Linked DNA regions of Mus musculus: region 1 is linked to region 2. A link is a loop called in an ENCODE intact Hi-C map of the cell type or tissue named here. Cell type or tissue: heart. All regions are shown on one strand. Each heading gives the region's core, and the rest is flanking DNA. Links, peaks and the distances in the headings are about the cores only. Region 1 overlaps Vps13d (vacuolar protein sorting 13D). Region 2 holds the start of Gm42344 (a long non-coding RNA gene).

Region 1 (15,757 bases), core at 4,398-12,397, 61 kb before region 2:
AGAGACTTTGATACGAAACCCTAGACTGATAAATCTGGCATCTCCTGCCTTGAAATACACTGATTACCAGCACAAAGGCTGTGTTCTGAACATCAAAGGATCCCAATTCTCGCCTCCTCTATCCATTTTTTAACTTAATGTTAAAAAAAATTGTATGTGCTTATGTGTATGTATTTTAGTATATGTTTGTATGTACATGTGTGTGCCTGTGTATGCACACAGAGGATAGAGGAAGAGGTGCCCTACTCTATCAGTCTCTACCTTATTTTCTTGAAACAGGGTCCTTCATTAAGCGTAGAGATAGACTGGTGACCAGCAAGCCCCAGCAACCCTGCTCCCTCTGGCTAAAGTATGCCAGAGAGATAATATCCTCTGATTTGTGGGAGAGGATGAATCTTCACTTGAAATCATGGGTTCACGTCTACTGTTAATCTTTTAACCACTGCTACACCACTGGGTTGCCGGGCACCTGTACAGCAGTGACCGACTTTTTCCATGGGTGGTGGGGATTTGAACTCGGGTTCCTGTGCTTGCTTGGCAAGTGTTTTAATCTGTCAAGCCATCTCTCTAACCTCCACACCTTTAACATTTAAAAAGGTTTCAGGGGTGCAGATAAGGTAGCTCTTACATGGAATACTTCAGCCTAGACCTAGTTACGATTTTTGGATTTCCCAACCTCAGGACTATTTACCTATGAGATTTTCTGAGGGAGGAGATGTAAGTTTAGATGTGAAATTCACCCAGGTTCATACTGGGATTCATACACACCTCACACACAGTCTGGCGCACCAGCATCTGATTTGCAATCCTCCACATGGGGCAGGGCATGGAATTTTCCACTGTGGTGCTGTGTCAGTACCCAAAAAGATTCAGATGTTAGAATATCTTGCATGTAAAGGTTTTTTTGGATTTGGGTTGTTCAGCCTAAATTGTACAACAGATGTGTAATGCTTTGAGAGGGTTCTTCTAGTGCCTCTTGTTTCCCTGTGTCTGCTACCCAGGGTTTTAAGAGACAGGCTGCTGGGGCAGATAGTATGTAACTCAGAAGTTAACCTTTCTGTGTAATCACAATTTACTTACTCTTAGCTAAGACCAAGGGAAGGTATTTATTTAATAGCAAAAATGTTGAAGCTTTAAAACTCCTCTTTGTGTTTTATTTTGTTCTAGTTTGCAGGGACACTATCAGATGGCCTGGGGAAGACGATGGACAATCGGCACCAGTCAGAGCGAGAGTACATCAGATACCATGCTGCCACCAGTGGAGAGCACCTTGTGGCTGGCATTCATGGATTGGCTCATGGTAAGGCACTTGCAATTAGGTTAAGGAAGAATGCCCCTCTTGCCATGGCCTCTCATAAGTACCTTTATATACACATCTCAGTGCAAGGGGTAGGAGGGGGATGAAAGCTGCCAGCAGCAGATACTGGTGAGGTGTCTTGGTGAGTCTGATAGCCTTTCTTTTCACTCCTTCCCTGAAGTCCTTGTCCCTTTTCGGGATGCTGAGCGCACTGCACTTCCTTCCAGTTCTCTAGCTTCCATGGCTAAGGGCATCAGATACAATCCATCAATCTCCTCTTAGAATCTGGACCTGTTGCTTTAAAACTATCTTTAGAGGGCTCAGAAAATGGCCAAGTTGGTAAAGCACTGGCAAGGCAAGCACAAGGCCCGAGTTTAATCCCAGCACCACATCAAAAGCCAGATGTGGATCCCTGGGGCTTGCCATTCAGACAGCCAAGTGAAAGACACTCTAACAGCAGCAGCAGCAACAACAACAACAAGAGGTAGATGACTCCTGAAGAATGACATCAGAGGTTGACCTCAGATGTCTGCATGTGTTGACCCATGCACATGACTGCCTGATGCTTGCCACTTGTTCCTTCCAAAGAAACTGAGATATAAAAGTGGCTCCTGGCATATGGTTGTGGTGTTTCTGCGTCTATAAGATAGATGCAGAATTACAAAACATGTAATTGCAAAGAAGGAAGTGGCAGGCAGACATGTGTTTTCTCTGAGTTTGTTTCAACTGTCACCCATTTCCTATTACTGTGGTTTTCTTAGCAAATTCTAAATGTGGCATCGAAAGCCTTTGGAAATACAGGCCCAGTCAATTTTTCTACCAGTGTCCCCCAGCCACACAGAAGGAAGTGCTGCCCCCATTCCTGACCTAGGTACTTCCGCTCATACTTCTGCAAGCACCTGTGGCACTGGTCATATGGCCAGTGATGTGTGACTCACTGTCAAATGGCCTGAGTGTCAGAAAAGCAGAGGGGCCATCTAGAGCCCACTGGCCCATAGTATATTCAGTGATGGCTAGCAGCTTTGACCAGACCCTAGGAATCATTGATACGATGACAGTCCCCTAGTCTATCAGTCACAACTGTCTATATTTGGAAGAAGGGAGGTCACTGTTTTATAATGATGTATGACTAGTTCTAAGCTTAGGGTACAGTGTTTACAGTGGAAGGCTTTTCTGAGCCCTATCAGTTGTAAAGTGGATGACCAAGTATCAGGCAGGGTGTAAAACTGGGCTAAATTAATCTGTTTATAAAATTTTAAAGTAAAGATTTGGAATAATCCTTCTGGAGTAAAGATTAAATTGTCTTTATTAGCTGTAATGTAATACAGTAGCAAGTAGAGCACAGTTTTAATTAATGTGAAGATTTTTGCTGTGTCTAATTGCTATCCTCTCTTCAGAGAGAGGTGGCTGGCCTCACTTTTTGGATGAACACAGCTATGTACTAAGAAGCTGGGTGATTGTTCACAGTTGCCAAATCACCTCCAATCAAAGATTGTCCTTATGCTATCCACAACCCCTCCAGGAGCCACTTAGGCCAATCTGAGCCCAGAACCAGTACCCGCCTCATCCAAGAGGGCACTGAGCTCTGGGCAGTGTGAAAGGAGAGTCTCCTTTAGGAGGAAAAGAATCACATTATAATAAGACCAGAGTCTATCTAGTCTCCTTAATTTGGAACTGGAGTCCTGGAGAAGATCAGATGGCTCAGTGAACAAACATGGTTGCTGCTAAGCTTGACAAACTGCATTCAATAGCCAGGACCCACATAATGGAAGGGAAGAACTGACTCCTATAAATTGTCTCCTGACTTTCTCATGTGGACTTTGGCTTGTAAGTGTGCTTGTGTGAGCAGGTGTCAGTGTGAGTACGTGTGTGTGTGTGTGTGTGTGTGTGTGTGTGCGCGCGTATGCATGCTCACATACTCATAAAATAAATGAATAAAAAACTGGAGTCCTATTTGATCTGTTGAAGACCACCTCCTAAGTCCTAGTTGTTTAGCCGGAATTCTGTTCTGAGTTAGGATAGGAATGTTGCCTCACTGGAGCAAAAAGATCCTGAATCTGAAAGAAACTCTATGAATTTCAGGGACACTCTCACCCAACCAGTTTCCTTTCCTAATTTGTCTCACTAGAGCTGAAGAGTGCAGAGAGCTTCCTCACACCCCAACTGTCAGAGGGTAAACATCCTGTGAGTGTCCCTGGCCCGAGTCCTAGAAATGGTCACTGTACTGGGCCTGCCTCTTCCCTGCAATGCTTGTGACCTCACTAGCCTTTGCCAACTTGTGGACACTTCTGGGCCTACTTCAACCATTGCTGTCAGCTTTTAAAATAAATGCTTGAATGCCTTTTCAATTAGATTGGTCTTTTAAGCTTGATACAACCCCAAGGGTCTTGGGTGGTGTTAGCAGCTATTTGGGGTGCCTTAATGAATTCTTCATTGTTTACCCTAATGGTTTCAGCAAAGCATGCAGTATTACACAAACCATGTCAAACATGTGGTGGTTCTCAACTTTACATTTCAGAGGCACTTAAACCTTTCCCAAGGACCCTGTTTCCTAGTCTCCTGTTGCTTTATCCCCTTCTCTGCATCCTCTCTTTATTGCCTGTATGCTGCTTAAGACTTGGAATAGAATAAAAAAAAAAAAGGACCACCATTAGCTTCTCACCTTTGCTTTCATTAAAAACATTGACTAATGAACTGATGACTTTTCTGTAATTTTTTTTTTCAGTTTGAGGCAGGGTCTCACTTATTCCAGGCTGTCTTTGAATTTATGTAGCTGAATTCAAGATGGCCTTGAATTTCTGGTTTCTGTTCTCCACCTCCCTAGTACTAGGATTACAAGTGTATGCTACTGTTTCTGGTTTTATGTAGCAATGGGGACTGAACCAGGGCTTTGTGCACTAGGCAGGCCCTCTACCTACGACACTCTTAATATAGCCCAGGGGTTTTGTTTTGGTTTTGATTTTCTTTTTTTAAAATTATCCTAGACATGTGTTCCTTCTAACTCACAGACTATTACAGTGTCCTCTGATTCTGGACTTTCTAGACAAGTCCCTTGGGTCTCTTGACTTGTGGCCTGTTTAGAGATCAACAAACTGCCTTTATCATTCCAGATGCAGAAACTAGAAATTTGGTTTGAGATACTGTTGGCTTTGACCTTGGCCAGGTGACAGTGACCTTGTTTGGTTTTGTTTCTTTGTTTTTCTCACTAGGTATCATTGGTGGATTGACCAGTGTTATAACATCAACAGTGGAAGGTGTAAAAACAGAAGGAGGAGTCAGTGGATTCATATCTGGCCTTGGCAAGGGACTCGTTGGCACTGTGACCAAGCCAGTGGCAGGTGCCCTGGATTTTGCATCAGAAACAGCTCAGGCAGTGAGAGACACAGCCACACTCAGTGGTCCCAGGTCAGTGTCATGGTGAGAGTTGATCTCTACTTTTGAGCTCAGGTCTGAGGATTCTGTAGTCCACATAGATGTGTTTGGTAATAGTCTGTATGACTTAGTTATGTTGTTTAACTTAAACATGTAGCAGAAATATCTTGACTTGTGCAATAAAAATATATAAAAAGGAGGCACACCGTGGCATGAAGAAGGGATAGTATATGCTTGTAATTCCAGCACTGGGGAAATACAGGTAGAAGAACCAAGAGCTTAAGGTTCAGTTTAAGTTCAAGGCTATCCTGGGCTACATGAATCCTGTTCTCACTCCACCCACCTACACAAAAAGTGGCACAGGTTTTTCTTTAAGTCGATAAGATACTATGTTGAAAATTGATAAGAAAATGCAATGTCTGGTTCTTTCATCAAAGAGATCAGTATTACCATTGTATCATTATAAGTTCCCCGAGCTAATTGTACCCCTTAGGCCATCAGCCTACTGAAGGCTGGTTGGTGGTCTTTGCTCCTAGACCCCGTGTAATTCTAGTATATGAAGTTGCAGTTAACCACATGGGTTGTTCCTTCTTAGGTTTCCCTCTAGTCAAAAATGCCAGCCAGTCCTCCAGCCTTTGGAAAAGGAGCCAACCCCACTTCCACAAGGAAGCTGGTCATTCTGCTATGAGATATTGACTTGTCTTGATACCAACTAGAACTAAAAATTGGAGATGGCCTATGTCCACAGAACCCAGCCACTTTAGCTTAGGTGTTTGTTTAATGGTCTGCTTTAGCTTCCTGTCTCCAAAGAGACAGGAGGGTTGCTGTTCCTAGAGGGGCTCCACTAAGCCCAAGGAAGTTCACTGCAGCCTACATAGTTGATGATCCCCAGATAAAGCATTGTACCTGTTTAGAAGCTGGTTGGCTATGCCTATACCTGTTGCTTCTTCAGTAAGATTCAAAGACATGTCAACCCCAATTAAAATGAGTGCCATTGTCTGCCATCGGGGAACTTCATCAGTGACGTGTTGCTGCAGTGGAAGTGCTTGTGATTATAGACCAGGTGCCAAAATGTCTTCCGTCTGGAAATAGCTGCTTGGGGTGTGTGGGGCAGTGGTGGTGGTAAGGTGGAGGCTGCACACAAGTTAAGCTACATTCTATTCTCAGATATAAAGCTAAAACAACCCTGATGTCTATTTTGAGGTATGTGTGGAGCAGTGAAGATGGTCAGGCAGTAGAGAAACCTCCAAAGTATTTCCAGCTAGTTCTTTATTTCTGCTCAAAGCTCAAGAGGTCTCTTCCAGCATGCAGTGTAAATACAACTGAAGAACCCAAACATTCTCAAAGAATTATTCTTTGTTAAAACACCAAAACATCAAGGGATTAGTATGTTTGCTCAAAAGGAAATTTTTTGTAAGGTTCTAGAAAAGTGGCTCAGTGTGTACGCCATGCAGTGCTCTTGCAGAGAACCTGATTTCAGTTCCCAGCACCCATGTAGTATGGCTTACACCCACCTTCACTCCAGTTAACGTGTGCCCTTACCTCCATAAGGACTCACACTCACACATGCACAGACACCTTCTCCCCACATAGACACATGTTTAAACATTGAATCTTTAAAAGATGATTTCTGTGCTACAAAGAGGTTAATGATATTGACTGAAGAGAAATGTTTTGACCTTTGCACAGTGTTGGTTTGCAAGCCTGCAGGATGTTTTCAGTTCTTTCGAGGAGCACAAAAGTACAAGTAAGGATTGAACAGGCAAAGGGAAGAATTGCTGAAAGGGAACCTGGCAGAACAGACCAAGTAGAATAAGCTTCTCACAGCGTTCCAAGCACTGTCTAGAGGCTTCCACCTGGCCAGTCTCACACATCTTTAAGCTTTACTTACAGACTGTTCAGAAAGCCTTGTGGTTGGTCCAAGGCCACACAGCTGGTTAGAGATAGTAAAGCCAGACTCAGGCAGCTTACAGCATGACCCCAGCACAGCCCCTGCTTGACAATCTCTCTGCTTAGAAACAAGCCACAGAACTAAGTGAAGGGCCCATGGGCATGGGCCATTCAGAGGGGGAGTTATCCGCTTGAATCTGTCCTCGCAGCTTTTTCAGGGCCAGTGACTATGAACGTCACAGCAGCTGTGCCCACAGGCCAGTAGATCAATCTTGGTACCCTCTACTGTATTGAAAAGGTGGAACGGGGTCTTCCAAAGGGCAAACAGTAGCCTTTCACCTGGCTCCCTCTGCATATTTTTCTAGGCCCAGGTTATTAATAAGAAGCCATGTGTTGCAGAGAGCAGAACACTTGACCCAGAAAACAGCAGGGCAGAGTCCCAAACCCTGCTCACTTATTAAACCTGACTCGTTGGTTTGATCTCTAGCCTGTCCACACCTCAGCATTTCCCATCTATAAATAAGAGATTAGATATACCTGTCTATTAAATCGTCTACCTCCCAAGGGTTTGAAGCCCAACCAGGGTTATTTTAATATAGAAGCATGAAGAACTACAGAAAGGCTAGCAATATTATCTTCAGGTCATGGTCAGAGCTCCCTGCAGGTGGAGAAATGTGTCCTTGTCTCTGGACTTTGCTCTGATAACACTAAGGTCTCTCCACAACATCCTGACACTACCCAAGGGATAAATCACCCCGGCTTCTTGGAAGTGAGGTAGAACCATCTCCAGCCATCCCCGTTGATTGAACAGAATCCAGGGGTGTTACTCAGGGTTTTCCCCACTGTTTAGACAACAGGGACTAACAAATGATTTGAAGGGATTAAAAGTGAGATTCTGACCGAAGACTGACCTGAGCCCAGGGAGCTCGCCAGGAATAGAACCCAAGAGTCCAAGAGTTCTGCCTCTGAGTCTGTACTTGGAAGAGATTCTCTGCTTCCTTTGCCATATTTCATCCTGTTGAAGGCTTAGATCTCAGCCATCTATGTTTTAAATGACCCAACTTTTGAGCAGATGATAGTGAAGTAAGTCATAAAACTGTGAAAGAGTATTCCTTCCAGTAATCCATCTGCATAGTAGCTTTACAGGAAACACTGGCTCCTTCTCATGTTTATTTGAGCATGGCTTTATTTATAGGGAACCCCCCTCTTTATGTCCTTTCAGATTAAAATACTTCTAAGTTCCTCTTGTTGGGCATTCCAAAAAGACAGCCACCTAACTTTCTTCCAGTGTTCCCATGCAGCCTAACAGTCCTTAGGAAGGGCCAGTAAGGGAGGGGGAAGAAGAAGGCCAAGGCCAGCAGTGCCTCTGGCCCATGCATCCATTGCAGACCAGTATCCCCCGCTGCATTTGTTAACTCTACAAGTATGTGTGGTTTGGAACTGAAACAGGAAGCTTTTTCCAAGGCAGTGTTCTGCTGGCTCAGGGTGCGTCTTCTAGTCTACGTGGAGTGGGCCACATTTGTCTGTTCTCAAGTAAAGTATAAAAATGGCACAGATGCTTGCAGTGCCATTGATGCCATATGAGTGCTCCTGGCACACTCTGAGCAGACCAGGCCAAGCAGGGCAGCCGGCCATGTGCATGCCTGGTTCTCTGCCTGAATGCAGTGGTACTGACAGGGATGTCCAGAAAGAGACTAGTTTTCAAGTAAAGGTGGAACTGCCTGCTTAGGCCCACACTTCTCTCTGTGTTGTGGGCTCTTGGCAATACAGCATGCTGGGAAAGTAGCAGACAGAGATTTATGAAGCCAGGCCCAGAGGTTTCCTTCAAAATATTTCTTCACCTTTTCAGTCAAGACCCCAAAAGGCAAGAGAAATGGGAGTTGGCAGAACTTGAAATATTTAAACCCATTTAGCAAAGGCCAGGAGTGCTGGGCTTATCTGGTTATTTAAGTTAGATAAGTAGGAAGGGGAGTTTGAAGGATGATGATAGATCAGTATTTAAGAATATAGCCATCAGGACTGATGCTCAGGAATCCCAGGACCCTGTACCAAGCCCAGGCATAGATTGCAGTTGCTAGGAAGCTTTTGAATAATAAGCCTGGGCTGATTTCACAGAGGATTTATGTGGGGCATCTTTGGCTTTTTCAGTAAAAACATTCCCAAGACACCACCTAAAGTTTATTAATGACACTTTTAATGGCCTGTTGGTGAGAAACCAAATGGCTTTTCCTAAGTTAGAACCCTCTCTGGTACAAAGTTTGCACCTTCCTTTGAACTGCTTCCAGTACTTCTCTGGCTGTGGTGCTCCTGCTTTGAGTACCTCTGCCTTGGACTTGGTGTCACATTGTGACATTGAGCAGGCTTTTGGGACTTCCCAGAGAAGGAAGCTTAACAGGTGTTCATCAGTGTTCTCAGTCTCCCCAGCAGTGCCCCACTGAAATGGAGAAGCAGAGTCCTTGTTTGAACAGGTCCAGCATTCCTCTGGAAGTTCCTGCTTGATCTATCCATTGCAAATGAATTTTATGGGTTTTTTCCATGTTTGTTCTAAGGAAATGTTTTCATTTGCTACCCAGGAAAAGTAACACTCTGAAGATGCACTGGGTTATTCAGCCTGCAGCCCCTGTCTGTCATTTGTTTAAGTTCAACCATGGACCTTACAGATGAGTGCTATGAGCTGGGAGCAGGGATGCGGATGTGGATATTGACAGGGTGAAAGCTGGAGCTCTCTGTGTTTGACTGTGAGGCTCTCTGCCCAGTCCTAGATGGTTGTGTAGGTCAGCCTGGTACCCTTCTGCTGGGGCACGGCATGATTACAGCATTCCTGGGACCCCGTTTCTGTGAAAGCCAGAACATCATTACCATGTTCTAACAAAAGGAGGGGACTGTCTGGCCTCTCCTCTGCTGTCCATGGGGCATAGTGGACATCATGGTCTCCACATCGTCTATCTTCTGCTCTTGGCTACAAAGTGAGAGCCATAGCTCCTCCGTTCCTCATGGTGTGGGCATATTCTCATTCCTCAGTCTTCCCATGCTTCCACAGAAGCTATGCTGGAAGCTATGCTGCGTTAATGACAGTGGCTGCCTCACTCCGGTCTGAACTCAGGCTAAGGGAATTACAGAAGATATTTTTAAGAAACATCTTAACAGGCCTTCATGCCTTATAAGTTAAAATTCTCTCGCAGGAACACAAGTAGAGAAGTCTTATTTTCTGAGACAGACTTCTTCCCTCTTGCTGAACTCTAAATCCTCCACTCCCCTTCACTCAAAAGGCCCCAGACAATGCCGTCCTCATTATAGCATGACTTATGGAAAGCTCAGCGCTACTGCTGCGAGAGAAAGGCAAGGTGTGTGTTCATGCTCACATGTATTTAAGAAAAGCCTTCCATTTCTGAAATCCCATGACTCATTTTTATGCAAGATTATCTGTTAAGAGGAAAAAAAAACCACTTTTTTGGTCATGGTACATTATAATCCTTTCTAGAAAGGAGAGCGTCTCATTTTTGCCATTTTTGGCATGCCAGGATGACTGACTTCATGGAAAAAGCTTGATCCTGCTCCCAAAGTGAAAACCGACTGAACTTAGGGAAGAGAGCAGGCTCAGTGTCTGAACCAACATGTCCTACACAGATGGCTGTCAGGGTTGAGCTTTCTGCCATCAGAGAACCAATGATCTGGCCATTGTTGGTCCTTCTTGCCTGTGTTCAGTGAGTTCACAGGACTCAAATTCAAGGTCTTCAGTCTAAACTTGCAGTAAAGCAATGCTCATAATTATCCCAGAGAGAGGTCTGTATTTTATGCAGAGCTGTTTACTGCCTGTGGGAGTCCACTGTGAAGGCCTCAGAGGCATAGAACAATGCATGCACATTGACTCCTAACTGCAGTAGCATCTTTGCCTGGGATGAGGCTGGGATCTTCCTTGAAGAGAGGCTCCAGGTGGAACTGGAAGCCCCTCTCCCAAAGAGCTTCAGATGGGAAGAATTCTGAACTGCACACAATTAATCCTCTGCTGCAGAGCAGTAGTTAGTGGAAGATTGGTGGAAGATTTGGTAGGGCGAAGGTTTGTAAGCTTGCCAGTAGCTTTGGGCACCTACCTCCCCATTTCAGAACACCGTTCAAAGACAGAAAGAATCCTGTGAAATTGCTTACTAATTTGGCTTACGAGAGAAGAATAAAATCAGATCAGATCCACGTTTTCAGTGGCAGTAAGCTCTGGGTGAAACTGTCTGGCCATAAAGTACTTATATAATCAAGTCAGTGGACAGTGTCACCAATCAGTATCCTGAGTGGATTAAATACGGAGTGTAAAGCGCTTTCCTTAGTGCAGGTTTGAGCAGGTATGGGGACTTTTGGAGCAGGGGCCCCTGAGGAACCCCAGCTCCATAACAACCGTATTCTTACATTCATGTACTTATGTATGAACAATAGTTCCACAACAGTTCTATACCAGTAATCTCTAATGAGTGTACAATGGCAGTTTCCAGAACCCCCAACAGAGTGCATGTAGGAGCAGATGGAATACAGCTGTTTCGAAGACTCATAAGAGATTTGCAAATATGTAAAACAGTCCCCTTCCCTCACCTTAAGTAACTGTGCAAGCACGTTACCGGTGGCAGGTACACTTGTGCCTGGTTAATTTTCAACAAGCTGTTCTGTTGTAAAATGTAGTGATGATCTTCTTTTTGCTGATAAACAGCACATATCGGTGATGTCGGATTAATCTTGAAGAGGTGAGGGCGGCAACAGTATCTCGATGCTCCACGTTGGACTTTGGCCAACCATTGTCAGCCCTCTTCCTGGCTTGCTCCAGGATTTTACTAGATTTCACAAAGTAATGATTGGAAGGATTTTATCACATACCAGAAAGACCTCTTACAATAATTTACTTCATGTAGTCCTTTACCTTAACCTGCCCAACCCAGTAAACTGTAATTTTGGCAGCATAAGTGCTGAGCAGAAAGCCTAGGTCCACCCTGTTGGAAGGATGCTGGTCTGGGTTAGCACAACCCCGACTGTCCTCAGGTGGAGGGGAACTGTGTCTTGGTTTCAGAGTTTACTTGCCCACTCTGTAGCTGTCTACACTAGCAAAGCTGGTAGAGCAGGGCCAGCCCACAGCATTTGGAGAAGCCCTTTGAACTCCTGAAGGAAAGCTGTTTTTATGAGGCTGTTGCTCTCTGTTCACACTGGAGTCGGCTCCTGGTACACTTTCCCCAAACAGACTTCAAACATCGAGAATGGCAGGGGCGACCCAGGTCATATCATAAAATCCCAGCAACCACAGAAAACTTCAAAGAGGCAGAACAGAGCTCCACCTCTCCTCTTGAAGAGCCTGGGTCCTGGGGATCCTGGCTAGAATCCAGTCAGCCTTGCTGAGTAAGGAAGAATGGCCAGGGCAGGGCTCATAGGTTCCCCAGATTTCACCAGTTGACCCCAGAGGCACAATTGGGGTGGGAAGAGCTGACACCTGTTCCCCTCCTACTGTGAAACTAACCCAACTGTTGCATATGCTTTGCTATCCGTTAGAGCAGGGTTTTCCACCTGGTTTGTCAGGGTTCACATATCAGATACTTACATTATAGTTCACAAAAGTAGCAAAATTGCTGCTATGAAGTAGCAATGAAATAACTGTATGGTTGGAGATCATCACAACATGAAGAACTGTATAAAGGGTCGCAGCATTAGAAAGGTTGAGAAAGGGTCTTCGAGGGAAGATGTGGAATCTAAGATCATCGTTTTGAGTCTGTTTGAACTGCTGGGGATCCCATTAATTCAGGTTCACCCATTCTTGACTTCTGATTTTTCAGATACAGTTGCTTAGTAATACTGTAAATTGACAATAGACATTGATTATTGAACTCTTTTGTTTGCATGTATTCAGTAGCATTAAATGAGGATATCTGAATAATTGGGGTAAAACTATTCTGAAGAGTTTTCCAGTTGAGCATCAACCATCATCAAACCATTTAGTTTGTGTAGTAATGATATCTATCTATCCATCCATCTATCTTATATGTATGGATGTTTTGTTTATATGTATGTATATATACCACAAGAATGCCTGCTGCTCTGCCCACAGATGACAGAAAAGGGCATTGGATCCCCTGGAACTAGAATTACAGACAGTTGTGCAGTGCCATGTGGGTGCAGGGAATCAAACCTGATTCTTCTGGAAGGATAGCTGATGCTCTTAACTACTGAGCCATCTCCAATCACCCTGTTAATGCCCTTAATCTCTCTTTCGTGCTCTGGTAGTGCTAGTAATTTGACGGCTTTAAAAGGGTAAAACTACAGCCAGCGGCAGTTATAGGTGCTGTGTGTCCATATCCATTCCCCACCATTTATTTCCAGATTTATTGCAGCACTTTCAAAACAAATAGTTTAATCACTGTTTTTAAAGCTAATAAATGATTCTTTGGTGTTTCAGTTATTTGTATCATGTTTACTCAGTCAGCATTATCTGCTTTGCAATTGTTAAGAACAATATTTAAATCCTATGATTTTGGCCTGCACTGTTTTCTTACTTTTTTTTTTAAAGAAAAAAAGCTTTTTCTTTAAAATATTTTTTTTAGATTTATTTATATTATGTATATGTACTCTATCTACATGTAAACCTGTGTGCCAGAAGAGGGCATCAAATCCCATTATAGATGCTTGTGAGCCACCATGTGGTTGCTGGGAATTGAACTCAGAACCTTTAGAAGGGCATCCAGTACTCTTAACCACTGAGCCATCTCACAACCCTTAAAATAAATCTCAATTTAAGGAGATAACGTCTCTTTGGGGTGAGAGGGTATTGAGGCACAGTCTTGCTCATTCTAGATTGGCCTCATATTCACTTCTGATCAGAGATTAGCCTGGAACTCCTGGTTCCTCTGCCTGTGTTTCCCAAATATTGGGATTACAAACAGTGCTACCACCAACTTCAACATTTTAACTTTCTTTTTTAAGCCAAAAGACTTTCTAGCGTCTCAGTAGCTAACCCTACAGTTTTCTGCCCCTCTTTCCCTGTTCCTGGTTGTTGAAGATCAAGGGGCTGCCTCCCTGTTGTGGGAGCTCTCTCTCTGGAGAGATGTAAACAAATGTGTACTCCTGCCCCCCTCTTTCTAAGGCGCAAACAATAAACCACAGTATGAGTCCACTGAAGTCCAGCTTGGGACATTAGGACATTTAATGGGCTTACAAAGTATGGGTGGCAAGTCATTTACCAGACTATCCACACCATCAAAAAGACTCACTGAAGGACTGATGATGCTATTCCCATAGCTGCACAGGTTGAGTGCCCTCTTCTGTTACCCTTCCAGACTCTCTGTGTTTTAGTACCTCCAAGACTCTGAGGCTTCGTGCTGTTGGAGCAGAAGTATATACAGTTAGCTGGGAGGCAGAAAAGGGTATGACTGAGAGGAGAGGAGAGGAGAGGAGAGGAGAGGAGAGGGGAGGGGAGGGGAGGGGAGGGGAGGGGAGGGGAGGGGAGGGGGGAGGGGAGGGGAGGGGAGGGGAGGGGAGAGGAGAGGAGAGGAGAGGAGAGGAGAGGAGAGGAGAGGAGAGGAGAGGAGAGGAGAGGAGAGGAGAGGAGAGGAGAGGAGAGGAGAGGAGAGGAGAGGAGAGGAGAGGAGAGGAGAGGAGAGGAGAGGAGAGGAGAGGAGAGGAGAGGAGAGGGAGAGAAGAGGGAGAGGAGAGGAGAGGAACCACCTCAGACCCTTCGCACATGATTCCGATGAGGGAGTATCCACACTCAGCAGTCCTGGTCCTGAAGGTCTCTTGGAAGCAGTCACAGTAAAGATGGAGGATGCTATTTCAGCATTTTAATGATGTCTTTAATTTGGAGACATCTGTCTCTGTGGTTCTAAAATGAATGAATGAATGAATGAATGAATGAATGTATGAATGAAGCAAACCGCTAGTTTCTCACCCCATCAGACGTTCTATTGAGATACACATGTGCCTCTCATTTTCAGTATAATTCTTTCATCCTGTTCTGATAAATTAATATTCAATTTTTACATAATAACTGTGTAAATGGTGTTTCTGTGAAGCCATAGTTTTTGTTTGTTTGCTTTTTTTTTTTTAAGTTATTTAGTGTGTTGTGGTCCCCAGTTCTCTCCCCCACTGCCCTGAATCTGTGACTGCCTTTAGTAATATTGTTTGCTTAGTTTTCTATCTGCATCTACTGAATGCTTGTTGTATTTTTTGGGTGTTTGTTTGTTTGTTTGTTTGTTTGTTTGTTTGTTTGTTTGTTTTTCGAGACAGGGTTTCTCTGTATAGCTCTGGCTGTCCTGGAACTCACTTTGTAGACCAGGCTGGCCTCGAACTCAGAAATCCACCTGCCTCTGCCTCCTGAGTGCTGAGATTAAAGGCATGCGCCACCACGCCCTCCTTGTTTTATATTTTAATTCCCATTTGTGCATTGCTAATTTACCCACAATCACTTCTCTGTGCATTCGAAAACAACATAGATGGTTATCAATTTCATTCATTCTCATGGAGATTTCTCCTAGACCTAGCACCTAATCCACCTTATGGACTAGTCCTAGCTATAGGCTTGTCTTCCACATGGACTGGCCATTCTCTGCACCATCCCTCAGGACTCCTGTCTTAGCCCTGCTCTGAGCTTTTCTTTCTGTTTGCATTTGTTTCTGTCTTGTTTTTTTCTGAATAGACAGTCCTTGGGTGTTGGTGATTATCCACCCTCTGTGTAAGGCTGGAGAGGGCTCCAGAGTGTCATGTGATGATGATGTGGTGGAACCCATTGGCTAAGCTCTACCTCTGAGGAGGAGAAGGTCTGGTGGGCATCCTAGGATATGTGTGCATTCAACCCCTCCTCTTTCACCCTCTGACCCACCCAATCCTCCCTCTTTCACCACCTCACACACACACCTCCCTATTTATCCTTTATACCCAGGCCTTCAAGGATCCTTACGGCCTTCATCTTTCTGAACTCTAGCAAGTTCTGCCATACTAATTAGCTCACTGCTTTGTGGCTTCCCCTCCCCCGGGCTTACATTTCATCGCCATGTGTCCATCTGCTTTTTGCTTCCAAAACTTGTTGACACCTTCCCTTTATCCTCTGGGTGTGTGCCTTGTGCATCCTCTTGCTTTCACTTCCAAGGGAGTTCTGTGGACTAGATCTGCCATATATAATCAGAAGCCCTATAATGCAGGCTTGATGCTAATTGTTCCATCCTTAGTGTTGTCCTTTCCTTA
Region 2 (15,757 bases), core at 4,241-12,240:
CTCCTGCTCCTCCTGCTCCTGCTCCTCCTGCTCCTGCTCCTCCTGCTCCTGCTCCTCCTCCTGCTCCTGCTCCTCCTGCTCCTCCTCCTGCTCCTGCTCCTCCTGCTCCTCCTCCTGCTCCTGCTCCTCCTGCTCCTGCTCCTCCTCCTCCTGCTCCTCCTGCTCCTCCTCCTGCTCCTGCTCCTGCTGCTCCTGCTCCTCCTGCTCCTGCTCCTCCTCCTGCTCCTGCTCCTCCTGCTCCTGCTCCTCCTGCTCCTGCTCCTCCTCCTGCTCCTGCTCCTCCTGCTCCTGCTCCTCCTGCTCCTGCTCCTGCTCCTGCTGCTGGGACATGCTGTGTTCCATGCATTTGTTCCTGGAGTTCATGGTCTCCATTTGTTAGGTGACACCTCCACACTTATGTAGGTGGCCTGAGAATCTGGAGGGTTCGAGAGGAAGCAGAACCATAAGCTCCACTGTGGGGCAGAGACTGTTCTAGACCCTGGGCCTCCTTAGCCGAGGCAGGTGTAGTAAGTAGAGGCAAGAGCAACAAAGGAACCTTTTATCAAGGCCACCCGTGGGGCTTAAAATGTTTAAGCAGCTTCATTTAAAAAGCAGAAAAAGAAAATAAGTTGTTTTTTTTTTACTTTGTTTTGATTTGATATTTGATTTGATTTGATTCGATTAAATGGATTACAGCACTGGGGAGGCAGAGACAAGCAGATCTTTGAGTTTGAGGCCAGCCTGGTCTACAGAGTGAGCTATAGCTACACAGATAAACCCTGTCTTAAAAAACCAAAGCAAAAAACCCAAAAGGTTATCTAAGACTCTCTCCATGCAGGTATATAATGAGACTGGTCTCTCCCTGCAAGCTCCTGAAGCTCTCCCTATAGTGCCCCATGCCCTGCTCTCCCCGTTCTTTCTGCCCCCTCTGTCCCAGATAGTTTTTATTCTCCTTCCGTGCCATCTGCTCACGTAAGATTTTGTTTGTCTACATAAAATATAAGGCTTAAGTCAAGATGCTCAGCAGGTGAAGCACCTGCTGCACACACCTGAGACCTGAGCCGTCCACATATGCTGGAAGCAGAGACCAGACTCCACAGACTTGTCCTCTGACTTCCACACGAGTGACATGTTATGTTCACACATACACCACACACATACACATATACCACACATATACACACACCCTTACACACACACCACACAACACCTTTATACATACCACACATACACACAAAACACACAGCACACATAGTTACACACACACACACACACACACACACACTTACTTTCTCAGTCTGACTTCATTCACGAATCTGCATCTCTTCAGTTGTACCGTTTTCTTGCAAATGACCTAACTTCATACTTCATAATGACTTAAAAAGCTGCCATGTATTTAGCCTTCATTTTATCAGTTCCCCTGTTGGTAGGTTGGTTCTGGAAAGTAGCCATTCAAATCCAAACAAGTCCTGTTATATAGCACAGGTTGGCTTCAGAGTCATGATCCTCCTGTCTCGCCCTCCTGAGATGATATGTGTGCACTACCAGGCCTGGCAGGAAATTAATTTTAATGATACATTTAATAAAACACACACAAAATAGGACTGTGTAATGTGACATCAATGTACAGAATGTCAATGGGCTTATTTATATTCTCATTTTGTACCAAATTTTCAAAGGTTGTCACAACCAGGCACATCCAATGCTCTTGAGAACTGGTAGCAGGCCACATTGAACACAGTGTCACTTACTCTAAACTTTTTCCCCTTTGGGGTTGTGTGTGTGTGGACAGTTGTTGGCACAGAGACTCATGTAGCCCAGTCTGACCTTAAACACATTCTGTAGCCTAGGCTGACTATTCTCCTGCCCCAGCTTCCTGCACGCCAGGATTACAGGTTCATACCACCTCTCCTAGCCTCTTGAAGCCATTTTGTTTGTTTGTTTGTTTGTTCATTTTGAGACAAGGTAGCCCAGGCTGGCATTGAACTCCAATTTTTCTGTCTCAGCCCCCTGAGTGTTAAGAGTATGGGTATAAGATACCACGTTTGGTTGTTCAAAATGTTTTTCAGGCATCTGCATTCAGGACATTGAGGGAATGACTTGGGGACCCTAGCCCTGGAACCTGCCTCAGGAGTCTCCCTTATTCTTGGTGGCCAGTTCTTCTTCACCTTTTCTTGCTTGGTGAAGAGAAGCCAACTGTGGTCCAAGACTGTGGTCCTGTGTGACTTCTCCATATAGACATTATGCTATAACGATCCAGGATACATGCTGTGTTCTCAGGGTTGGAAATAGTCTCAAAGAGCAAGACAACTTTGCCAGGGCAGGACAGAGATGAAGCAGCCAAGGCAGAAGTGAGACGAGATGCTTTTAAAGCTGCCAGGATCCCTGACCTTTGTCCTGGAGACCATGGAGATTCATACCATTGTACAGCCTTGGCCCTGGGGAAGCTTCTTAATGGGCCAAGGACAGGCTGTTATGAGATATTCAATCTCAGGCTGGGAAAATGACAGATCTCAGCTCTGGAGAGTACAGAAGTTAATCATTGGGTAAAGAATCACAGAGACAGAGGACAAGCTCATGAGGAGGAGGAGGGTGAGAGGACCATAGATTCCACACTGCTAAAAAGCACTAGCATCAGAAGAGAAGAGGCAGGAATGGCTCATGGGCATCTCTTCTCATCCCACTGCTGCCAACCAAGTCCACCAGCAGTGATCTGTATTCTCAAAGTTTGAGTCATAAAATGAGCAGCCTTTCATGAATCCATTGAAACTCCCTTCTCACCTCCAAGAAAGCTACATTTGAGAGCATTTTTTTAGTGCTTCTTGGGTCTGTGAGAGATAAACCTTTGTGGGTCAGAAGCAGGCTCTATGTTGTTTGGGCTCCAAGAGCTTGGCTTTGTTTGCTAAACACTGGCAAGATTAGGCAACTCTGCAAACAAAACCAAGGTCCGGGCCAGCTGCCCAGGGTAGTTACAGTCCTGGGCACAGAGGCAGAAGAAGTGCACGTGGACGCACACACACATACGCATGGAGATCAGATAGGCAAGAAAAGTTGGTTGGGCACCTTGGTGGTCACCTTTGCCTGGCTGTTCAGATCATTAATCATTAATAGGTACAAACTTTAGCCAATTTATTTCAGAAGGTAACATTCATTCTGGCTGTAAATGCTGAGGTTGTAGGAGAAAGAGAGCATCCAATTTGATCAGTTCTTAGCAGCTCATATTTTGAACCTAACTAATCCAGCAATCACATCAATAGAGCTCACACAAATGAGGATACAACTCATTTGTATCCTTGTGGCTATTGGTATTTTGAAATCAGCTTTTAAAAGATATTTTAAATGTTATGCATATGGCTACTTTTCCCGCATGTATGTATGTATGTATGTATGTATGTATGTATGTATGTATGTATGTATGTATGTATATAACTGTTTGTGTACAGTTTCCACAGACTCCAGAAGAGGGTGAGAGTTCAGACAGTTGTGAGCTACCATCTGAGTGCTGAAAATCAAACTTGAGTCTTCTGGAAGAGCAGCCAGTGCTCTTAACCACTGAGTCACCTCAGTTTTATAAATTTTATAAAAATTCTAAAAACACCAACAAACTGAAAACAGTGATTCGTTCTTTACATACTACCTTCAAGAGTGGTTAATTGCATCCTAAGACAAAGTGATTGGTAGACTTAGCCCTAACTCACAGCTTGCCACTTTAGCTTGGCAAATGGTCTAATTTGAGGGTTAAATTCCCTTTGGATCTTCCCAGTGGAAAACTTCCTAAACATCTCTCTCTAGAAGATGAAGTGATGTTGAGAAAGAGAACGGGAAGTTGGCTACATTGAGATCTTTTGTTGCACACTATCTCTTGCCTTCTGTGTTTGCTTTTGTTTATCATTTTGCATCATCAATTTCCTGCCTCCCACTCCTGTATCTACTTGTCAAGTTTCCCTCCCTGGCCTTTTGTGTATTTTTCCAGACACATGCACATGTATACATATACACATTTATAAGTATATGTGTTTCAGCAAATACATGCATATCTCTATATTCTTTGTCCTTTTTATCTTTATGATAAACATTTAGTTTTTTCCCTTGCATTTTCATTAATAATGTCTTAGAAATCATTCTATATCAACACAAAAATCACATTCTATTTTTCTTGGATCATATAGGATTTCCATTGCATATGTAGTGTTTACCAGTGTCCTACTGATGGCCACTCAGATTTTTTTCCAGTCTTCTTGTTATTGCAAACAAAGCTGCAGTGACTCACCTTGCTCGGGCCTGATTTTGCAACATGCTCAGAGTCATAAAAGAGGAATTGCTCTATCTCTACACATTGGCAGTTTCATAAATGCTTCTAATTACTTTCCATAGAGATTAAAGTTTTATATGGCTGCCAGAAATGAAGGGCAGTGTGCTTCCTCACACCTTTATCATGGTTATATAATAATCTTTTTTTTTCTTTGCCAATTGGAGAGAAATGAGAATGTAAGTGACGTTTACTATGGCTGTAATGTGGGCTTTTTTCCCCCAAGTGTTCATGTGCTGGAGCCGTTACCTTCAAAGTGATGGTGATAAGAGGTGGGACATGTAAGAAGCAAGACCTAGTGACAGGTCCTTAGGTTGAGGTATGCCCCAGGAGGGATTAACATAGTTCTAGTTGCCATCACTGACTTAGGTATTGTAAGTGGAAGTTGTAGTTGTGGCCAGGTGTGGTAATACAAAACTACAATTCTAGCACTAGGAGAGCTGAGGCAGGAGGATCACAGATTTGAAGGCAGACTGGGTGTTCCATGCTGTTTGATGGGGACACGTGAACAAATGTCTGTTTTCCCCAGATAGAGTACACAAGAGCAGACCAAAAAAACAATTCCACCCCAGTCTAGCTTAGTGCAGTAGTGAGTTTACTGGGATGATTTACAGGCATACGTATGAGGGTCACTTACAGAAGCATGGATGACTGAAAAGCAGCTGCATCACCAAAAAGCCCATCCCAGAATGAATGACAACTCTTATTGGCTGCATTAAGACTGGAAAACTAGAGGATAGCTCACCCAAATGAAGAGTCTCTTCTCCAGAGCAATTGTTACTATTTATATACCCTTGCGTAGAAGAGGGGAGGGGGCTTGTCATACTTATAATTTCAGGATCTTCCTAGGACTTGTGAGTTATATTTACTTCCTAAACCTTAATAAGCCTCCTAACCAAAAGAGAATGTTTCCATTAGGTGGAAATAGCTACACAACATTTCACCTATTCCTCTGACTCTCATAATCTTTATACTCCTTTCATAATGCTTCTTGAGCCTCACAGAGGGGAATTAGGGATGTTTGATTCTTTCCTTCCTTCAGTTGCTAAGCCATGGGCCACTACACTACAGCAGTAGTCACCCAGTTTCTTGACCAGGGCAGTTTGAATGAGAAATGTCTCGGGTAGGCTCATGTACATGAACAATTGGTCACAGTTGGTAAAGTAATGGAACCTTGAGGTGGTAGAGCCCCAAGTACCCAGATTTGGTCAGTTTTTCTATAATAATGATAGCCCTTGGGGCTGGTACATAGCTCAGGTCTAGGTGTCTTCTTCAGTGACATGCTGCGTTAGGTTTTGAAGCAAGGTCTTTTGCCAAACTTGGAGCTTGATGGTTTGTCTATACTGGCTAACCAGCAAGCCCAGCCCCAGAGGACCTCGTGCCTCTACTTGACCAGCACTAAAATTGCAAATTCTCTGCCATGTTCAGCTGTTTGATAGACAGAGTGTGAGGATCAGAGCCCAGCTCTTCATTTTTGTGATGGACATTTAAATAGCCGAGCCAGACCCTCGGGTCTGTCTGGGTGAATTTTAAGAATGCTTACTTTATCCCTGATTTTTAGCAGTTTTCTATACTGGCCTAGGTGTGGTATTCTGGCAATTATCCTAGCTGGGATGTACTGAGCTCTTGAGTCTGTGGGTTGATATCTTTCATCCATTTGAGGAAATGGCCTTTATCACTTCCAGTGTTTTCTTTAACCCATTTCCTATCCTCTGTAACTTCAAATAAAGCATCTCCAGAGACAGCAAGATGACTCTCACGTAGAGGCACTTACCACCAAGCCTAGTGACCTGCATAGTAAGAGCTGAAATTCAATCCCACAAATTGTCCTCTGACCTCCACACATGTGTGGTATAGCCATGAAATTTTGGAAAGTAGAAAAAAATGTTTTTATTTAACAACATTTATTTCCTATTTTGTGGTATTTTAAAAATGTTATTGCTTATTTCATTACTGTTGTTTTTCTGACAGGGTAGCCTTGAACTCACAGAGATCTGCCTGTCTCTAGCTCCCCAAGTGCTGGGATATGTGTCAGCACATTTGAGTATTGTTATGATTACGATTATTTTATTTATTTACAATCCAGCCAGTTGCCCTCCTGGTCTCCTCCCTCACAGTTCCCCATCCCATTCCTTCTCTCCTCTGTCTCTGAGAGGATGCTCCGCCACACCCAGGTCTCCCCCCTCCCTGGGGCCTCAAGTCTCTCGAGGATTAGATGCATCTTCTTCCATTGAATAGAATACTTTTGTTCATTCTTTGACTATCTATCTATCTATCTATCTATCTATCTATCTATCTATCTATCTATCTATCTATCTATCTATCTATCTATCTAACATGTCTCCATTGCCCCTTCATGTCCTCTGGTTTCCTTTGTTAATAACCTACTACCTCCAGTTGGCGCTGTTGGTTAGAATGTCACCTGATTGTACTGACTTGATCTTGTGACAGAAACCACAGCTACATGTTCATGAGAGCCATGCCCATGTCCTGAAGACTGCCTTCCACAACACTCCTCCTCACCCTCCAGTTCTGACACTCTTTCAGCCCCTCTTCCAGAATAGTAGTGCCTGAGCTTTGGGTAGGAATTAGTACAGATGACATCTTTAGGTCTGACTACTCAACAGATAAATATTCTCAGCACAGTTGTGAATCTCTGCATTAACTGCTAACTGCAACAGAGAGGAGCTTTCCTGGCCAAAGTTGAAGGCAGTACTAATCTCTGAATGTGAGCATAACTGTTTCGTAGGTGGTTTAACAACATGTCCAAAACAACAACAACAACAACAACAACAACAACAGCAACAACAACAACACAGCAGTAGAGGGTTTCTCCCAGAGCTGGTGACCTCCTAGGCCATTGGCTTTTGACCAGGTTAATGGTATGAGACATGAATTTCTTCCTGTGGAATAGGCCTCAGATGAATCTAAAAGCCCATAACCTTGATGCCATTACTATAGCCCTGGGCACATCTATCCTGGCAGGTCAGTCTAGCAGCCTCACTAGCTAGCCAGCAGGAAGAAACTTTTTTTAAATTAATTTATTTACATCAAACATTGTACCTCCTCCTGATCCTCCCTCACAGAGACCCTCCCCACATGATGACTGTGGTACCTGTTCCCTAACAGGGTTCCCGTGTCTGGCCTCAGTGAGAGACGATGCGCCTACCCTGGCAGGGAGAAACTTTTAAAGTCAATTCCAGTTTGATTTCCCTATGACCTGCAAAGTATGTGGTGTCTTCAGCAATAGGGTTTTTTGCTGTCTAACTGTGGAGGACAACCAGGAGCTCTGACAACAGCTTCTGTTATGAGTGTTTCTCGGTCTCCTTGACCAATGACTCCTAAAGGGATATCCCACACCTAGTACTGATATTTTCATTTAAGAACTTATGTCTTCTTTGGGAATCATTGTTCCTCTATGTAGGAACTTTATGTTGCACCTCCAACTACTTTTAAATTATATTTTTAATTAGTTTACAAAGTATGGATTCCTATAGAGGGTTTTCATATATTTTTACTTTTGATTAACCTACCCTCACCTTCTTCTCCCCCATACACCCCTTGTCCCTGGTTAAACCATTAACTCTCAGTATTCCACCCTTCACCCCATAGCCCTGCCATCTTCATATTATATGTGTTCTATTATTCCCTTTTCCCTTAAGTCCTCTTTCCCTCTCAAGAGTCCTTTTTTGCTTCCTGGGCTTAGAGCTACTCCACATTTACACACAAATCTCAAATTTTGAACTAGGATCTACATCTGAGTGGGAATCTGTGACATTTGTCTTTCTGGACCCGGGGTGCCTCACCTTTGATCTGTTTTCCAAAGATTTCATTTTTCCTCATAGATAAATAAAAGCCCATTGTGTTTATTTTGGTTTCCCACTCATTGGCTCATGGATATCTACGTTGATTCCATTCCCTAGCTATTGCAAGCAGAGCGGTAATGAGCCTGATGAGTAAGTTTCTCCCTCGGAAGACTGGAGCGTTTGGGATACATGCCCAGGAGTATCACGCCTGGGTCATATGGAAGTTCTATTTTTAGCTTTTTGAGACACATCCAGATTGGTTTCCATAGTGGTTGCCCCAGCATTTGTTGTTATTTGTTTTCTTGATGATAGGCGTTCTGACTGGGGTGAGATGGAATCTCAGTGTGGTTTCAGTTTGATTTCTCTGATGGCCAACGATGTTGAACACTTTTAAAAATGATTTTTAACCAGCTATATTTTTGGTGTTGTTCAACTCCATGGCCCATTTTTATCATTTTGCTTTGCTTTGTTTTCTTGCTGTTTATTTTCTTACATTCTTGGTATGACTTAGAGACTGATGCTTGGCCAGATTTGTAGTCGGCAAGTATTTTCTCCCATTCTATAGGGTGCTTCTTCATTTGACTGACAACTCTTTTTGTATGTATGCTTAGGACTCATCTGATTTTCTTCACTTTTACACAGATCAGGGACCAAACCTAGGGAGTTGTGCCACTCACAATAGGCTGGTTCTTCTGATATCAATTAATGTAATTAAGACAACCCCCCCCACCACAGAATACTCACAGGCCAACCTGTTCTAGACAGTCCTATACTGAGACTCTCCTTAGGTAATTCTAGGTTGTATCCAGTTGAAAATGAGAACTATCCATCTTGACAAGCAAATGCTCTCACCTCTCCCAGTGCCCTCTGACCTTCTGTCACTGTCTCCCATTGGTGGAGGTTAACAGGAAGTCAGGGTCAGGTGCCCAACTGATACAAGGTGTGGAAGCCAGTCACATTTATCACATGAGACAGATCATGGAGATCAGCTAGGCCCATGGATAGAGCAGGTTTGCTCAGAAGGCAAATGGACCACGTCCCAAACCTCCTTGTCCCCCACCACAGACCATTCTCCATGGAGCAGCCTGAGGATACCATGTGCTTTCAATGGGAAGGCAGGACAAAGCAGAGCCACAAGGTGGCCAGAACCTGGACTTATGCCACTCTAACTAGAGGAAGGCTGCCAGCTAAGCAGGAGAAGAGAAGTTGCAAACCACATTTATGTTGCAAACCACATTTATGTTGGATTTACTACATATGTAGGTTTTTACATAGCAACCCGACTCTGCATACCCACAGAACAGGGCAGCACGGTTTCTTCTCTACAGCATTGTTGGGAGACTTAAATCAGGTAGAACTTGCTTCAAACGATGCTTTCAAGCATCACGAATTCCCAAGCAATGGCAGCAATTATTATTATTGCTTAGTATGTGAAAGGAATTCAAAATCATAACATCTTTTCTTTTCTTTTCATGTGTATGTGTGGCTTGCATGCACAGGTGTACACGTGTGGGTGTACATGGTGTGTGTGTGTGGAGGTGCATGTGTGTGCACCCACATGGAGAGGTTTAAGGTTAACATTGGGAATCTCCCTAGATTGCTTTAGGAGAACAGACAAACTGTGAGGAATATATACAGAAGGTCAGCGTCCCCACCTCCAGCCCCATCCCAGAGGCTTCTGACAGTGTGGTCTCTAGGGGTGGAGCTTATGCCAGACTTCCCACAAGAATTCACAGTGTGGCATTCGGACCCCAAGAAGGCCTTTAGGGACACTGCATCCAGGCCAGCACCTGAGTCTATCCTGTAAGACAGAATAGAGGTAATCCTGCTTTCAATAGGCTCAGCCTCTTCTGCTTTTGTGTACTGGCTTTTCTGGTTATCCCGGGGACAGGACTCAGGTCAGAGAGAGGCTTCTCGAGAATGTGGAGAGGAGAGGTAGGCCCAGCCTCTCCAGTACAGTAGTGAACCCAGCCTTCCCAGTGCCACTACAAAATCACCAGGTATGTGCCTGAGCCCAGTGGCCACTGCCCACCCCTGGGTGGCTCCCTACCCACAAGGCCATGGCTTCTCCATCAGCTATCAGAAGGAGCAGGAGGTGCTTTGAGATTCAGAAGAGGTAATCAGACGGCCTGTATTGCCAGTGTGGCTATCAAGTAGCAGCAGATACCTAGCCATAAGCCTATGACCAGGCCAGGGCAGGGTGTTCCCTGCTTTGAAGGATTGTCCCCCAAGCCCCACCCCCATGCAGAACAGACCATTCTCAACTTTGCAGTGTTGCAACCAGATGCAAGCTGCTGGCCTGGCTGGCCCAGTGGAATGTACTGCTGGCTCTCTCTCTCTCTCTCTCTCTCTCTCTCTCTCTCTCTCTCTCTCTCTCTCTCTCTCTCTCTCAGGGAGTCTGGATCCTGCCCCTTGGGGAGAGGCTGAGCTCACCAGCTTTCTCCATTCCTCTTCTTGATTGGCACTTTAATGAGGGCAGAAGGGGCTGACCCCCTGCCAAGGGGCCAGTTCATGCCCCGTTTATCTCACAGCCCGAGTCAGACTAAAACAACACTGCAGGCCTAGCCGCCAGGAGCCTGGGGGCCTGCCGCCCCCACCCTGGGTGATGGATTGAGTGACCACAGTGAGCTGGCAGCTGAAGTGTGTGGTGGCCGCACCTTCCTGTCAGTGTGCAACAAAGGAGCCTGGCCCCACCGGCTGGCTGGCCAAACCGCTCTCCTCCTTGGGGCAGCTCCAGGGGCTTGGCCTTCCTCCCTGCTTCCTGAATACCAGTGCCAAACTTCTAGAGACAGGTCTAGGGACTAGCCTGATATACTCTGGAACCATTCTGGGGTCCTGGGGGGGCAATGCCTGGAATGAGGCCTTCTGAGGTTTCAAGCCTGGCTGACCAGAAAGTACATTTTTTTGGGTTCCAAGTGTCAGGGTCCAAGATGGACTTTTCTCAGCGGATTCCCCATCTCATGCACATCTGACCAGCTCTGAGCCCACTCATGGGGGAGTCCAGCCAGGCCATCTGTTTGCTGTGCAGCTGTGAGTGAATTTATCAACCTTGCTGAACCTTTGAGTCTTTTTCCCTAAAAGGCTTATATTTGTCTCCCTCATTGGGTTTTTATGAGAATGAAGATTAGGCAAAGCCAGCACTTCTATAAGCCAGGTCTCAGGGGCTCAGTTTACCTGATTGTTAAGAACTACCTCTCAAGTATACACACACACACACACACACACACACACACACACACACACACACACACACACACACACACAAAGTGCTATGGCACAAATGTGGAGCTCAGAGAACAACTTACAGAGGTCACTTCTCTCTATCTACAACATGGGTTCCAGGGGATCAAACTTGGGTCGTCAGGGTTGGCAGTAGACACTGTCACTTCCTGAGCCATCTTGCTGGCTCCTTTGATTGACTTTCTGAGGAGGTACCAGGGACAAACCCAACATCTCAATCAGGAGTTGTCTCACTCTCTCCACCGGCATTCTATCCTATGGCTTCCGGATGAAGCTCACTTTATACATTAGCCTCAAGGCTAATTTAATTTACCCAGTGTAGTGCAGAGTAGAGACAACAATTCTAACAAGACGTGGCTCTGAAGACCACAAAGCTATTCCCAAGACCCTGGGTAACAGACTGGAATTTCCCACTGGGAAAAAGTGGACAACCCCAGAGGCCCCCACAGTCAAGGAGCTGGAGCAAGGTTTGTGACATTCTTCTGGGCCACCTGGGTGAGTCAAGATGCCAGCCTTTCTCATGGCTCTGCTGATGGCATCAAGTGAACTTGAACTCTAAGCTATTCCCCAGACCCCACAGAAAGCAGGAGCCACAGAGGGAAACACCCCACCCCACCCTGCCTTCAGCAAAGGGGCATTGCCGTTGTAAATCCTCTGCCTCAAGGCTCCCTGGGGCTTTGCACCAAGAATAGACAGTCTCAAAAGTCCCAGCTGTTTGGTTCCTTGGAACTTCATCTATAAACCCAGGCCTCCCTGGAGAGGGGAGGGAACCATTCTCCACTTGGAGGAGATATCACCTCTCTGTGAACTCCCAAAGGGCAGGAGGCCAAGTCCCAGCCAAGGTCAGAGGAAGTGACACGACCATAATAGGACTTCATGTGGACCTTCTGGTTCTTCTTGCAGGCCCTCCAAATCAGGGCTCTGTCCTTCAGCAATAATACCCTCCACACTGGACAAAAGGTGACATTCTTGAACAAGGCAAGGTAGATGGGGCCTTGGAAGGTGGGTTGAACCTCAAACTCTTAGCCAACAGACATAAATAGACTTTGGACCTTTAGTTAGGCCCATGAGGCCGAGTGCCCAGGCTCAAGTCTGTGGAGCGGCCTTAAAACTTTCCCAGAGTCGTTTCTTCCTGTCTGTCAGCCCCAACTCAGCCTCCAGCACCCTTTTGCAGTGGTATCGTCAGTAAAGCTTTCCCTCACTGATCCTGCTCTCAGAGGGACCCCTCACCCCACTAGACAGAATAAACTATGTTCTATTCTGGGTCAGGCTCTGCTGAACTCCACAAGCCAGTCCAAAAAGATGCCACATGTTAATGTCAGGCTGTAATAAGCCAGGCAGGCAGAGCTGTCTCTGCTTGCCTGGGGTCCAAACAGTCAGCCAGGCATGTATCTGACGCTTGCTATTGCTATGTCCTTACAGAATGTCACCCCTGCTGTATGAACACACTCCACCAGCCTGTGTCCAGGGACTGGTATGTTTTATTCACCACTATAGCCCCCAAACCTAATAGACTTTTGTTGGATATTTGATCAATGGATAGATGTGTGCACCTCTGTGTGTGTGTTTGTGTATGTGTGTGTGTGTGTGTGTGTGTGTGTGTGTGTGTGTGTGTGTGTGTGAGAGAGAGAGACAATGAGAGAGAGAGAGAGAGAGAGAGAGAGAGAGAGAGAGAGAGAGAGAGAGAGAGAGAGAGAGATTAACTAAACATACTCGGGCAACTCTGGGGGTAGGTGGGGAACAGACATCAAAGGATATGCGTTCCAAAGTTGTATACAAATGCTACAGAACAAGATACAAGAGAATAATGGCAACAATGTATAAAGACCTATGTGGAAGAGGAGGCTGGAAAGATTGTAAGGAGGGAGAGGGGATGAATGACAAAGGACTGACATAGATTGTGGCAGCAAGTGCACAGCCTACATCCATTCAAACCAAACATGGCACTAGCACAGAAAGGGAGAAGGGGACAGGAGCTCCCATGAACCAAGAAGTTATCTCCAACTGACAACTGCTCACTAAGGAAAAAAGTTTTCTCACTGGGTACACAAACCACACTTATGGTAGCCCTACAGCCAGCAATAGACAACCAACAAAAAACAAAGTCAGTGATTTTTTTTTGTCACTTGTTTTGTTTTGTTTTGTTTTGTTTTGTTTTGTTTTGTTTTGTTTTGTTTTGTTTTGTTTTGTTGAGACAGGGTTTCTCTGTGTAGACCTGACTGTGCTGAAACTTGCTCTGTAGACTATGCCTGCCTAAGAACTCATAGATCTGCCTGACTTTGCCTAGAGATTGCTAGGATTAGAATTAAGGGCATGTGCCATCACCCTGGCTGAGCCTTTTTTTGTTGTTTTTTTTCTTATTGTTCCTTTGCTTGTATAGTACCATTTTCAATTTTGTGTATCTCTAGGTGTGTGTTTCTTGTGTGTTTTTATCTTTGTTTAATTTTTTTGTTTTCTTTTTTAAAAAAAAGAGAGAGAGAGAGGCATGGAGTCGGGTAGATCAGGAGGAACAGTATGTGGGAGCAGTTGAGGGAGGGGAACCTGTGATCAAAATATGTTCTGTTGAAAAAATTTCTCTGTGTGTGTGTATGTATGTGTGTGTGTGTGTGTGTGTGTGTGTTTGTGAGTTTGTGTGTGTCCAGTATGGTATTACTATATTGCTAGTTGCATATAAAACAAAACACATCATGGTAGACTGAGCATGTGACTTCATTTGTAGATCACTTGCCTTGCAAGAGGACCTAAGTTTAAGCCTTAGGACCTATGTAAAAAAGTCAGGCAAGGGGGTGCACACTTATAATCCCAGCACTGAGAAGTCTTGGGGCTCACTAGCCAGCCAGTCAAGTTGAATTGGTGGGCTCCAGGTCAATGAGAGATTTTATTCCAAAGGCAGTGGACAGTATCCCTGAGGATGACACCAGAGGTGTCTCTGGCCTCCGTGCACACACACACACACACACACACACACACACACACACACACACACACACACACACACACGTGCATGTACACACGCACACACATGTACATATTAAAAAAATGAATAAGAAAAAGATTTATAGGGCCAGTGACATGGCTCAGCACTTGCCACACATGCCTGATGTCCTGAGTTCAATCCCCAGAACTCACACAAAAGTGGAAGGAGAGAACTGATTCCTGAAAATTGTCCTCTGACCTCCACATGCACACTCCTGTGATACACCACACACAGCAGCAGCAGAATAATAATAATTATAATGATAATAATAAACTGAAAAGTATAAGAAGAGGATTGTGGCCATGTTCAGATTTCTGTGCTTTGGGTTGTGAGGGTCACATGCAGCTATGAAAATGGTATTAGCTCTGAGGATTGATGGGTGTCTGATATTTGCTTTCATTTTCTCCTTCTTGTCACATCATCTTTTTAATAATACTGAGCAAATATTTTAAACAATGAACCCATGGATGGATCATCGACTCTGGGAAGCCCCTGGCCCAGAAATTGTTGGAAACACAGGAAGCAGAAAGGTCACGATCTATAGGGGGAATCCCACTGTTTGATGATGGATCTGGCTTCAGAGAACACATCCCTCCTTGCTGACCACATGACCTAGGTTTTTTTTTTTTAATCTCTGTATGTGCACACATCTATGTGCTCGTGTGTGTGTGTGTGTGTGTGTGTGTGTGTAGGTCAGAGGATAAGCTCAGGTGTTGGTTCTTGGCTTTTCCACCTTGTTTGAAACAGGTATCATCTCCAGTTTCTTTTCTGGTGTGTGTGCCAGGCAAGTTGGCTCCCGAGTTTCCAAAGGTCTCCTGTTACTGCCTCATCTCACCGGATGAGCTCTGAGATTGTGGATCCAGTGGCTGCATGCAGCTTTGGGGTGGGTTCTGGGGATTTGACCGTAGGTCCTTCTGTTTGCTCAGGACCTGCTTTACCCACTGGTCTGTCTCAGCCTAGAAGGCCCTTTTTTTAAAAAAAAAAAGAAATAATAATAATTTTCCAAAAGATCACACAAGTTCAATGTAAGACTATCCTTCCCTGCCTCCCTCCCTCCTGACCTCCGCCTCTCTCTCCCTCCTTTCTTTCACCAGTCATCTGAACAGAGAACTTTCTGAATGGGCCAGGAGGATGCTCTTGGATGCTATGAGAGGTTTGTTGTTGTTCTCAAGAGAGGGTTTCAAGTATCTGATGATGACCTTGAACTTCTGATCTTTCTGCCTCCACTTCCCGAGTGCTGGGGGGTGACAGGCAAGCACCGCGCGTCCATGCTGGGGATGGAACCCAAGGCTTCAGGCATGTTACCAATTGAGCTATATGCTTGGCCTTCAACACTCATTTTTAATTTTTATTTTTAGTCTTTTTTTCTTGGATATTTTCTTTACTTACATTCCAATTGTTTTCACCTTTCCAGGTCTCCCATTCGGAAACCTCCTATCCCATACC

The links. Peaks named below come from ENCODE experiments on the same cell type or tissue, not always from the same donor. Only the 100,000 strongest peaks of a DNase experiment are listed, where the experiment ranks them.
Region 1: it touches region 2 in a loop (1.8-fold over the local background); 3 of 42 quality-filtered maps call a loop at or near these places.

Annotation. Positions count from the first base shown.
Region 1 is chr4:145,005,680-145,021,436 of GRCm38, reverse strand. Vps13d (vacuolar protein sorting 13D) reads left to right here. Exons shown (of 70, transcript NM_001276465.1): 66 at 1,168-1,300; 67 at 4,507-4,702. Among named protein-coding and RNA genes, the nearest start is that of Gm36317, 50 kb to the right of the region's middle. In heart, for the core only: no CTCF peak of the experiment used is centred there; a DNase peak (open chromatin) is centred at 8,016.
Region 2 is chr4:144,944,571-144,960,327 of GRCm38, reverse strand. It overlaps Gm42344 (a long non-coding RNA gene), which reads left to right and starts at 3,509. Exons shown (of 3, transcript XR_881562.2): 1 at 3,509-12,808; 2 at 15,406-15,464. It also overlaps a transcript of Vps13d not described here. In heart, for the core only: CTCF peaks have their summits at 9,223, 10,758 and 12,017; DNase peaks (open chromatin) are centred at 8,307, 10,317, 10,697 and 12,127; H3K27ac peaks cover 2,428 bases.